Regions from separate parts of the Homo sapiens genome. Here regions 1 and 3 are each linked to region 2. Evidence: chromatin contacts called from ENCODE Hi-C or POLR2A ChIA-PET data. All regions are on one chromosome and are shown on one strand. The core of a region is the stretch at or near the end of the contact, and the rest is flanking DNA. Distances in the headings are between cores, read along the strand shown.

Region 1 (3,141 bases), core at 501-3,000, 190 kb after region 2:
AGTAAAGTTAAAAATATTGCCCCATGAGTCATATAATTATTTTTCTTTTTATTTCTCATAGCTTCCCTCCTATCCATTATTTAGGCAATTTTGTATCCAAATTTAATAATTTAACACCTTATTTGTTACAAGAACACGTTACTATGTTATTTTAAGCTTTTTTGGGCAAATTACACATAATTAGATAGGCTGGGTTAGGGCTGTCTACAAGATCCCAGCCTAGAGTGTGGTGCAGTAGCCTATTTTCTCTAGGACTCTTGCTGCAACAGGATATGGGAGAAGGGAAACATTAACGTTAGCAGAATGGGAGGAATCAGATTATGGAGACATGATCCTTGCCTTCTGGCACCTCTCCAGCTGATTTAGAAGAGGACACAGAGGGAGACAGACATATGGCCATTTCTATAATTATAAACTCTGCTACATGCTGAGAGGATGGCTTCTCAAAGCCAGTTAGTGTACAAGCAGTGGAGGTTGGGACTGCCCTACTTCTCCTGCCTAGGGTCACACAGTCTGGCAGATCTGGAAAGACTTCCCTGAGAAAGTGACCTTGGAACTGATACCTTAGTGGAAATAACTAGGCATTGGGAGGGGGTGAGGTGAGGAGAAGGTCAAGAGCTTTCATGTAGAGGGAACTTTGTGCAGAGACCTTAGTCAGGAAGAGGTTTTGCATAGTGGAGGAACTGAAAGCTAACAGCCAGGCTACAGTACAGAGCAAATGATGCTGGGGTGTGAGGTGATGTCAAAAGGTAGACACCAGGGCTAGAGGGCGCATAATCTTGCAGGCCGTGCTAATGATTTTGTTTTCTACCCAAGAATGCTACTTCAGGAGATCAGTCAAAAGGTTAGGGTGATGGTGACGGTGGAAATATAGAAAAAGGAATTTATTCAAGAGGTATTCAAAAAGAAGTGAAATAGAGATGAGTTGGAGATAGATTGGATAAAAAGAGTGAGGGAGAGGGAGGTGTCAGGCTGCAGCCCAGGTTCTGAGTTGCCAAAGAGGAGTCTTTTCCTCCAGGTGAGCTAAGGCTTAGAACCACGATTTTTGGTCACTTTTTCTTATTTTCAGTGTGAGAAGTGGCGAGTTGGCTGTCCAGGTACACACTGTCATCTTACACTTACTGTTTAAGACAGAGGCGCATATTTGGAAAGTGAATGAGTCAGGAGCCAGAGGAGAAGGTATGCCGGCAGAGCCTAGGGCGGAGAGGAGGAAGAGAGTCTGGGGGCGCGTCCCCAAAAAGGAGACAGGGAAGACAGAGCAGAGGCCGGGGAGGGGAGAGCAAGGACCATGACAGGAGGAAAGAGAGGCTAGGGAACACTGAGGTGGAGGAATCCTGGGATATGACAGTTGTAAAGAATTGTAGCCAACCTAATCCAGTTCTCTCAATGTGCAACTGAGGAAATTAATTTTCATGCGTTTACTTTATTGTAAATGTGGTACTTGCACTTGAGAAATTTTGGAAAACATAAAGATGTAAAGCAAATTAAGATCACTCATAGTCTTTCCACCTAGAGACATGTACTGCTAAAGCAAGGACTTTGATCCTTTTTTCCCTTTGCATTTTTACCATGGTTGGAATTGTAACACAGACACAACCTTATGTCCTGCTTCCAAAACATAAATAATGGTTGTAAAGCGTCCCACACGTTGACCCAAAGTCTCCTTTGAAACAGGAAATTGAGACACGCCGGTTGTGAAACCTACTGAAGTGAGCGGCGGCGCCAGGATTCCTGGGACCCCGACCTCTTTGCAGCTCGCACAGCTAAGGGCGAGGGCGCCCTTCGGCAGAAGCAGCAAACCGCCGGCAAGCCCAGCGAGGAGGGCTGCCGGGGTCTGGGCTTGGGAATTGGCTGGCACCCAGCGGAAAGGGACGTGAGCTGAGCGGCGGGGGAGAAGAGTGCGCAGGTCAGAGGGCGGCGCGCAGCGGCGCTCCGCGAGGTCCCCACGCCGGGCGATATGGGGTGCCTGCTGTTTCTGCTGCTCTGGGCGCTCCTCCAGGCTTGGGGAAGCGCTGAAGGTGGGTGGAACGAGGGCGCTTGAGTGCACTCGCGGGAGGGCGGAGAGAGGGAGCTGGGTAGGGACGGGGAGGGCAACGCCTGATGGGGACTGGTGAGACCCGGGACGCACTGGCGCGATCTAGGTAGAAAACTCGCTGCTCCCTGGCTCCGGGGAGAGGCAGCGCGGCACAGAGTTCGCTGGCATCAGCCGCCTCCTGAAGCTCATCTCCTCTTGTTTCTTTCTTCCTTCTCTTTATGCTGGCTGCTCTCCCGGCCACTTGCTACACGCCTCCAATCTTCATTCTCTCCCAGTCCCGCAAAGGCTTTTCCCCCTCCGCTGCCTCCAGATCTCGTCCTTCGCCAATAGCAGCTGGACGCGCACCGACGGCTTGGCGTGGCTGGGGGAGCTGCAGACGCACAGCTGGAGCAACGACTCGGACACCGTCCGCTCTCTGAAGCCTTGGTCCCAGGGCACGTTCAGCGACCAGCAGTGGGAGACGCTGCAGCATATATTTCGGGTTTATCGAAGCAGCTTCACCAGGGACGTGAAGGAATTCGCCAAAATGCTACGCTTATCCTGTGAGCTGAGGGATAGGATCCTGGGCCGGTACCCAAGGGGAGAGAATGGCCACAGAAACTCAACTGGGAGACTGTGGCACCACCTGATGAGATTCTCTGCTCTGTCCACCCTCTTCTGATTTCCCTTCTACCTGGAGATGTCCCAGGCTTTGACTCCTCAAAGTGTCCCTCGTTCCTGCCTACTCCAGGTCACTTACTTTCCTTTCCCTGAAGTCTGGGTCCCCATTATAACCTGCACATCAATTTCTTCTCTTTCATCTCTCCCAGTCTTTTAAACCCTTCTTTGATCTTTCTCCATTCCTCTCCACAGATCCCTTGGAGCTCCAGGTGTCCGCTGGCTGTGAGGTGCACCCTGGGAACGCCTCAAATAACTTCTTCCATGTAGCATTTCAAGGAAAAGATATCCTGAGTTTCCAAGGAACTTCTTGGGAGCCAACCCAAGAGGCCCCACTTTGGGTAAACTTGGCCATTCAAGTGCTCAACCAGGACAAGTGGACGAGGGAAACAGTGCAGTGGCTCCTTAATGGCACCTGCCCCCAATTTGTCAGTGGCCTCCTTGAGTCA
Region 2 (2,924 bases), core at 295-2,794:
GCGGAGGAAAGAGGAGCTGTGGCCGCTACACATCAACAGAGGGCACCAGAGAGCCACGCACCTACTTTCAGGGGCAGAAATTGAGAAAACTTGGCGGGGAGTGTTAGAGACCCAGGAGATCTGGGATCTGGGAGGAAAGAAGTGGAGACCTCTTTGGACCAACACATTACTGTAAAATTGTGCAATTCCAGCAACTTCTCTGTCCATTCCCTAGGGTCCAGACCTCTGGCTACCCGAGCAATCCTGTGAGCAGAAGTATCTGGTCAGGGGTGAGAAGAGGAGCTGGTTGCCAAACTGGGCCCTTAAGAAAGTGGAGATCCCTCCTGAATGCTCTCATGATTCTCAGGAATTCCCTTCCTTCCTAGTTCCTCCATGTCCCTACCCCAAAAGATCTCAAACTCCAGCGTGCTTAGAGATCTGACTGGTGGCTGTCTTCTCCTCTGGCTTGCATTCAGGGAGGTGAGGCCAGGTCTTGGCCCTTCAAAGCCATCCAGTTGGCTACCTTCTCCTTCGGGATGGGTGGAAGGCTAAGATGAACAAAGGAAGGGTCAACTGTGCCTCTTCCAGGCCGCTGAGTCCTCCAACGCCTAGCTGTGCTCAACCTTGACTGGGTGAAGCCAAGGCAGGGCCTCAAGGCAGGTCCAAGAGGCAGCTCCCATTCTCCAGTTCTGGGTTTTATAGGTGGGGAGAGGCATGTATGCCCCTCCCTTATCCAAGCATTCATTAGTCAATTGAGAATTCTTAATTTGGGGAATCTAGGGGCTAGACTTTGGGTGTGGAATTTAAAAAGAAAGGTCTTTATGTTTATTTAACTCCCTGCCCCCCACCCCACTCCTAGACACACACACGGAAACACACACACACACACACACACACACACACTCCCCATCACATCCTCTGAGCTAGAGGCTGATGTCCCTCAGCCCATGTTCCTCCTCCACTGCTTAGTTCCATAGCCCGCGACCAAGATTGCGTCTATAAATAGGAGGGGGTGGGGTGGCCAGGGGTCCCGTCGTGCCTGCCCCAGAACCCACGACGGTCACATTTTTCACCCCCTTTTGCCTTTGCCCTCAATTCCTTTCCCTCTTTGCTCTCCTTCCATCTCAGTTCCAGCGAGGGGGGTATGTGTGTGCGCGCGTTGTGGGGGGGCAGGGGGAGGGCTCGTGGAGGGAGGCGCCGTCGGAGGGAGAGTAGACGTCAGGCGGAGGGAGGGAGGCAGGCAGGCAGGGAGGCAGGGAGGGAGAGAGGGAAGGAAGAGAAGGGGAGAGAAAGGGGGAGCAAAGACCGAAAGAGACCCAGAGAGATACAGCTTGAGAGGAGAAATAATTAAAGGGGGAGGGCGACCAGGAGGAGAAAAAGGTCTGGGAGGAAAGAGAGATAAAGAGAATCGGAGGGCAGGGAAATGAGTTTGTGCGCGTGAGTGTGCGCGCGCGCGTGTGTGTGTGCAGGGGCGGGCGCGGGCGGGCGGGGGGCGGGCTCCCGGGCTCCCGGGCTCCCCTCCTCCCCAGCCCGCTCCTCTGGCTCGCTCGCCAACTCCGGGCCCCAGCCGCGGGCGGGCGCACGGCGGGCGGACAGCATGCTGAGCCTCCTCGTCTGGATCCTCACTCTCTCCGATACTTTCTCCCAAGGTAAGGGCCCCCAGCCCACCCCCGGACGCTCGGCTTCCCCCCGGGGCCGGGGCACTGCTTCCCCGGTGGGAGAGTGCTGGAGTGCCCCGCGGCCCGCGGCCAGTCCCCGGGTCCGGACGCCACGAGGCGGGGGCTCGGTCCGGGCGCAGAGCCCTGGGGGAGGGGGCGCGGAGTAACGAGGGGCTGGGGAGAATGAGTTTGCCGTTGATTTGCCCAAGTTGTTTCCTCTGGCTGCGCGGGAGAACCGAGCAATGGGGCCGCGAGGGCTGGAGGTCCGAGTAAAACGGGGAACCGAACGCTTTCTCTTGAGCTTCTGGCAGCCCTACCGACCCTCGCCCTCTGAGGCCGGGGTTCCGGACGCCTGAGTCCAGCCTAAGGGCAAGGCTGGGAAGAGGGTGGGATTTCGGATTTCGGGCGAGGGGGTGAGCGAAAAGCTGGGTCCCACCTCCCGAAGATGTTGCCAAGGGGATCCCCCTACTCCAGCCCAGCCCCTCGGGGGTCTGAGTCTGAATCACGGCTCCAGCCTGCCTGGGGCTGCCCCCTCTAGAGGAAGGGAGGGGTGTCTCGGCGCCTCTAGTGGGGATTTGGAACCCCTGCCCACGGAGGCTCTGGGTGGAGAGTGGAGTTCCACATACAGCTTCAGGCCCGCTTGATACAGAGGGGGGGAACTCACGGGGGCGGGGGCAGAGGCGGTGGGGGGAGGGGGCTGACACTCTACTTGGGCTCAGGAAAGTGTTGCTGTCTGGGGCTTATTTGACACTGGCAGGGGAGAGGCTGGGAGGTGAGGGAGGTGGTTGGGAGAGATGAGGATGTCAGTGTATCCTGGGCAGGGCTGGGGTTGGGGGAGGGAAGAGGGCTGAGGGAACCAAGGGTCCAGACTGCAGCAGGGACTGGGGTCTGTGGGAGTTGGTTCTTGCCTCCCAGGTCTGACTCTAAGGAAGACTGAATCCTGCTGAACTCCTTCCCTCCCCAAAAATGGAGCTGACACACAGAAATTGACACACAAACACCGTAAAACACTCACAGACACTGAGACAGACTACTCACCTACTGAGAGAGAGACATCCCCACAAACATCCCCCACACTGAGACAGACACATATACACAAAGACACGGAGACATCTGAGGAAGACAGATTCCTCCCCCAGATCGGCACACACTCACGCATTCATCCACCCGAACGTTACAACTATACACAGTACATGTATGCAGGCGTTTACAAGGACAGGACACACGCTCTCACAGAAACCAACCCTCTAGCAAACAAAGAAACTTGAACAGACATTCATATGGGCA
Region 3 (2,878 bases), core at 196-2,695, 150 kb after region 2:
ACATAATTTCCTCTCAAGGGGCTCTATGGTAGTCCCAGCATTCACATGAGTGACATATATGTCTCCCTTCCAAGCAGCAAGCTGCTGCCATAGTCCTATTCCCCATACAAGGAATCCATTAATAGTCCAGTCACTTAGTTGCCATTCCTCTGACTGAATGGCTAAGTTGTTGGCAACAGCCCATAAATTTGTGAAAATATAGCAAGATACGATGGTAGAGGTGGCCTGGATGGCCATCATCATTTCCTGTAGTTTGACCCATTGGGCAGAACATTCATGTTCAGTCTCAGTCAATATATGACCATCCCTTGGCCAGATGGCAGCCACAACCTCGTGGACCTGTCTTCTTGTTTTACAGCTCCGTCAGTAAACCTGCCATGCCATCAGTAGGCAAGTCTCTGAGTCTTGGGCCCTGGATGGCCTCAGAGGGAGCCAAGCCAGCCATTCTGGAGCATTCAGTATGGCTAGCTTTGCTCCTTCTGATAAGCCAGCCATTTGTTTATGGAGCATACTGGTCCCCTGGGGTCCTGGCTGGGCTCAATCTTGAATGTACCATTTATATTTGATAACTGATATCTGTCATGCACATCCAATTGTATAGTTGGGGTTTGTGAGCCCTCAAGTGGGAATGGCCACTTCAGGTTACAGTGTCACATGTGTCCTTCAGGCTGTAAGATGTTCAGTCCCCAAGAGTGCCCAATAGCAAGCAAGGGGTTGAATTCAGAACAGACGTATCTGGTGGCTGCCTCAGGCAACTTATGTGTTTATTTATTTATTTATTTATTTTTTGAGACAAAGTCTCGCTCTGTTGCCCAGGCCGGAGTGCAGTGGTGCGATCTCAGTTCACTGCAACCTCTGCCTCCTGGGTTCAAGTGATTCTCCTGCCTCAGCCTCCTGAGTAGCTGGGACTACAGGCACACACCACCACACCCGGCTAATTTTTGTATTTTTAGTAGAGACGGTGTTTCACCATGTTGGCCAGGATGGTCTCTATCTCCTGACCTCATGATTCATCCGCCTCGGCCTCCCAAAGTGCTGGGATTACAGGCGTGAGCCACCATGCCTGGCACAACTTATGTGTTTAAAATGAGAGGCTGGTATAACCCAATGGCAGTTTTCTGTTGGCACAGACTCCAGTCAGCAGGCATGGGGGTTGTGGACCTCTAACTCCATTAAGCTAGCAGGCTGTCAAGGTTTTAAAGTCAATGCCTGGGCCACAGCTTTTTGAATGGCTTCCAAGGCCTGCCATTGCAAAGGGCTCTTTGTTCAAAGTGGGGAATTTGTTGGTCACTTTGACTAAGGGGGCCAGAAGGACACTTAGGTAAGGTACATACTGTTGTCAGTATCCAAAGAGGTTGACCAGCTGTTGGGCCTCCTTTTTATTAGTGGATGCTATGAGGGTTAAACATTTTTGCTTGACTTTATCTGGGATACTTCTTTGGCTTCCAGCCCAGATGGCCTTGGCATTCAGCCTGGGACAGTCCATTGTGAGTCTCCATGCCCCAAAGGCATTTCTGACTGGCCAAATTGGGCAGTTACACTGTGAAAGCATAGCTTATAACATTTTTATCTGTAGCAAGTTTTGAATTAGCTAAGTAATGTCCTGTTCTCCATTTAATATGTAATACTGCTTTTTTTTTTTAGTAACCCAATGGGTCCTGAGTAGCTTAGGTGGCAGGCAGGAGTGCCTATACCCCACTGTTAATGGCTTGAACTCTTAGCTGTGAAAGGACATACCCCCTCAGGCAGTGGTGATATTTTGTTCCAGAAGCAGCCAAAATGTCAGTGCCTACAATACACTTAGTGATGGAATCATGATCACTGGCACCTGAAATGGCCCAAAGGGCCCCACCCACAAGCAGATAAGCACCACAAGCAAATAGGTACCATGAGCTACCATATTCATTTCCAAACTTCCTGATGTCATCAGTTTAACTTTTTTTCCCCTAAGGGGACCTGGAAATATTGTAATGTGGGCCCCAGGGCACAAGAACCCCAGAAAAGTCTGAATCCTTCTCCTTCCCCCTTTTATCCTGACAGGAGTATGGAGCCATTGGTACTCAGTGGGGACCCAGAGACCTTGGCTCCATTTCTAACTGCACCATTCAGCCTGAGACATTTGGGTCTGCAGTGTCCTTTATCAAACACACCGCCCAGGCTGCGTAAGACTTCCCTGGCCTTCCTCCATATCCATCCTTTAGATAGGCGGTCTCCCCATCTGTGAAGACCCACCCTGTGTGTGTTGGTTCCCTCTCAGATGTTCCAGGGACTGTCTGAGGACCTCTTTCCCATTCTCTCTCAAGTGCCTCAGGGTCCATCAGAATACCCACTTCCCAAGCTCTCTGGCCTGGGAATGAGCGATTACGTAAGTGCCCAACACCCAGGGAATTGTACACTGCTCTATCCTGTTTCTACATTCCATACCCTCTCCTCGGTCTATGCAGCCAGCTCACTCCCATCTGCAGGGGAGGTGGGGAGACTATGTTTCGCTTATCATCCTTCCCTCCCCATGACTCATCCAGCTGCATGTCCCGTCAGTTCCTGAATGCCCAGGCTGACATCTCTGCCTTGGGTCAGATACAGGGGGATATCACCGTCCCACTTCACCAGAAAGCCATGGTTCTGTCAGATCAGACCCTGCTCATAGCATCAATTTTGTGAGGCAGGTTCACTAATAACCAATCCCAAGAGAAGACTCCCACTACAAGCAGGACAGCAGAGATCGACACTATGCCAATCGACAGAAATAGGAGCCCACACACTTCTGCCCACTACATCCTGGCCTGAAGGTCTACCAATGTCTGCTGGAGATACACTCACATGCAACAAATTTTGTGAGGTGGGATTATTACTTACAGGCAAGCAGCAAGGGAAAAAA

What was found. A loop is a pair of places that touch in the nucleus more often than their neighbours do. ChIA-PET counts read pairs that join two places held with the same protein, here RNA polymerase II (POLR2A). Pooled maps may share reads with other maps.
Region 1: a loop to region 2 is called in a pooled map, with 2.6 times the contacts of the local background. The contact joins the promoter of CD1D here to the promoter of KIRREL1 in region 2. A Hi-C loop is called at or near these places in 2 of 50 pooled maps. POLR2A ChIA-PET finds 5 or more read pairs at or near these places in 2 of 52 experiments (activated CD4-positive, alpha-beta T cell and activated T-cell).
Region 3: a loop to region 2 is called in a pooled map, with 1.9 times the contacts of the local background. The contact joins the enhancer-like site here to the promoter of KIRREL1 in region 2. A Hi-C loop is called at or near these places in 6 of 50 pooled maps. POLR2A ChIA-PET finds 5 or more read pairs at or near these places in 3 of 52 experiments (K562, MCF 10A and WTC11).

What each region holds. Positions count from the first base shown.
Region 1 is chr1:158,179,145-158,182,285 of GRCh38, forward strand. CD1D (CD1d molecule) reads left to right here and starts at 1,751. Exons shown (of 6, transcript NM_001371762.2): 1 at 1,751-2,018; 2 at 2,311-2,577; 3 at 2,888-3,141. The coding sequence starts at 1,958. RefSeq lists a silencer at 760-809 and an enhancer at 2,222-2,281.
Region 2 is chr1:157,992,101-157,995,024 of GRCh38, forward strand. It overlaps KIRREL1 (kirre like nephrin family adhesion molecule 1), which reads left to right and starts at 1,545. Exons shown (of 15, transcript NM_018240.7): 1 at 1,545-1,628. The coding sequence starts at 1,577.
Region 3 is chr1:158,143,911-158,146,788 of GRCh38, forward strand. All of the region lies in intron 1 of LOC105371460 (a long non-coding RNA gene), which reads left to right. Among named protein-coding and RNA genes, the nearest start is that of LINC01704, 4.7 kb to the left of the region's middle. Within about 2 kb of position 1,446, at least 8 of the 41 ENCODE cell types and tissues checked have a DNase peak (open chromatin) inside an H3K27ac peak, as active enhancers do.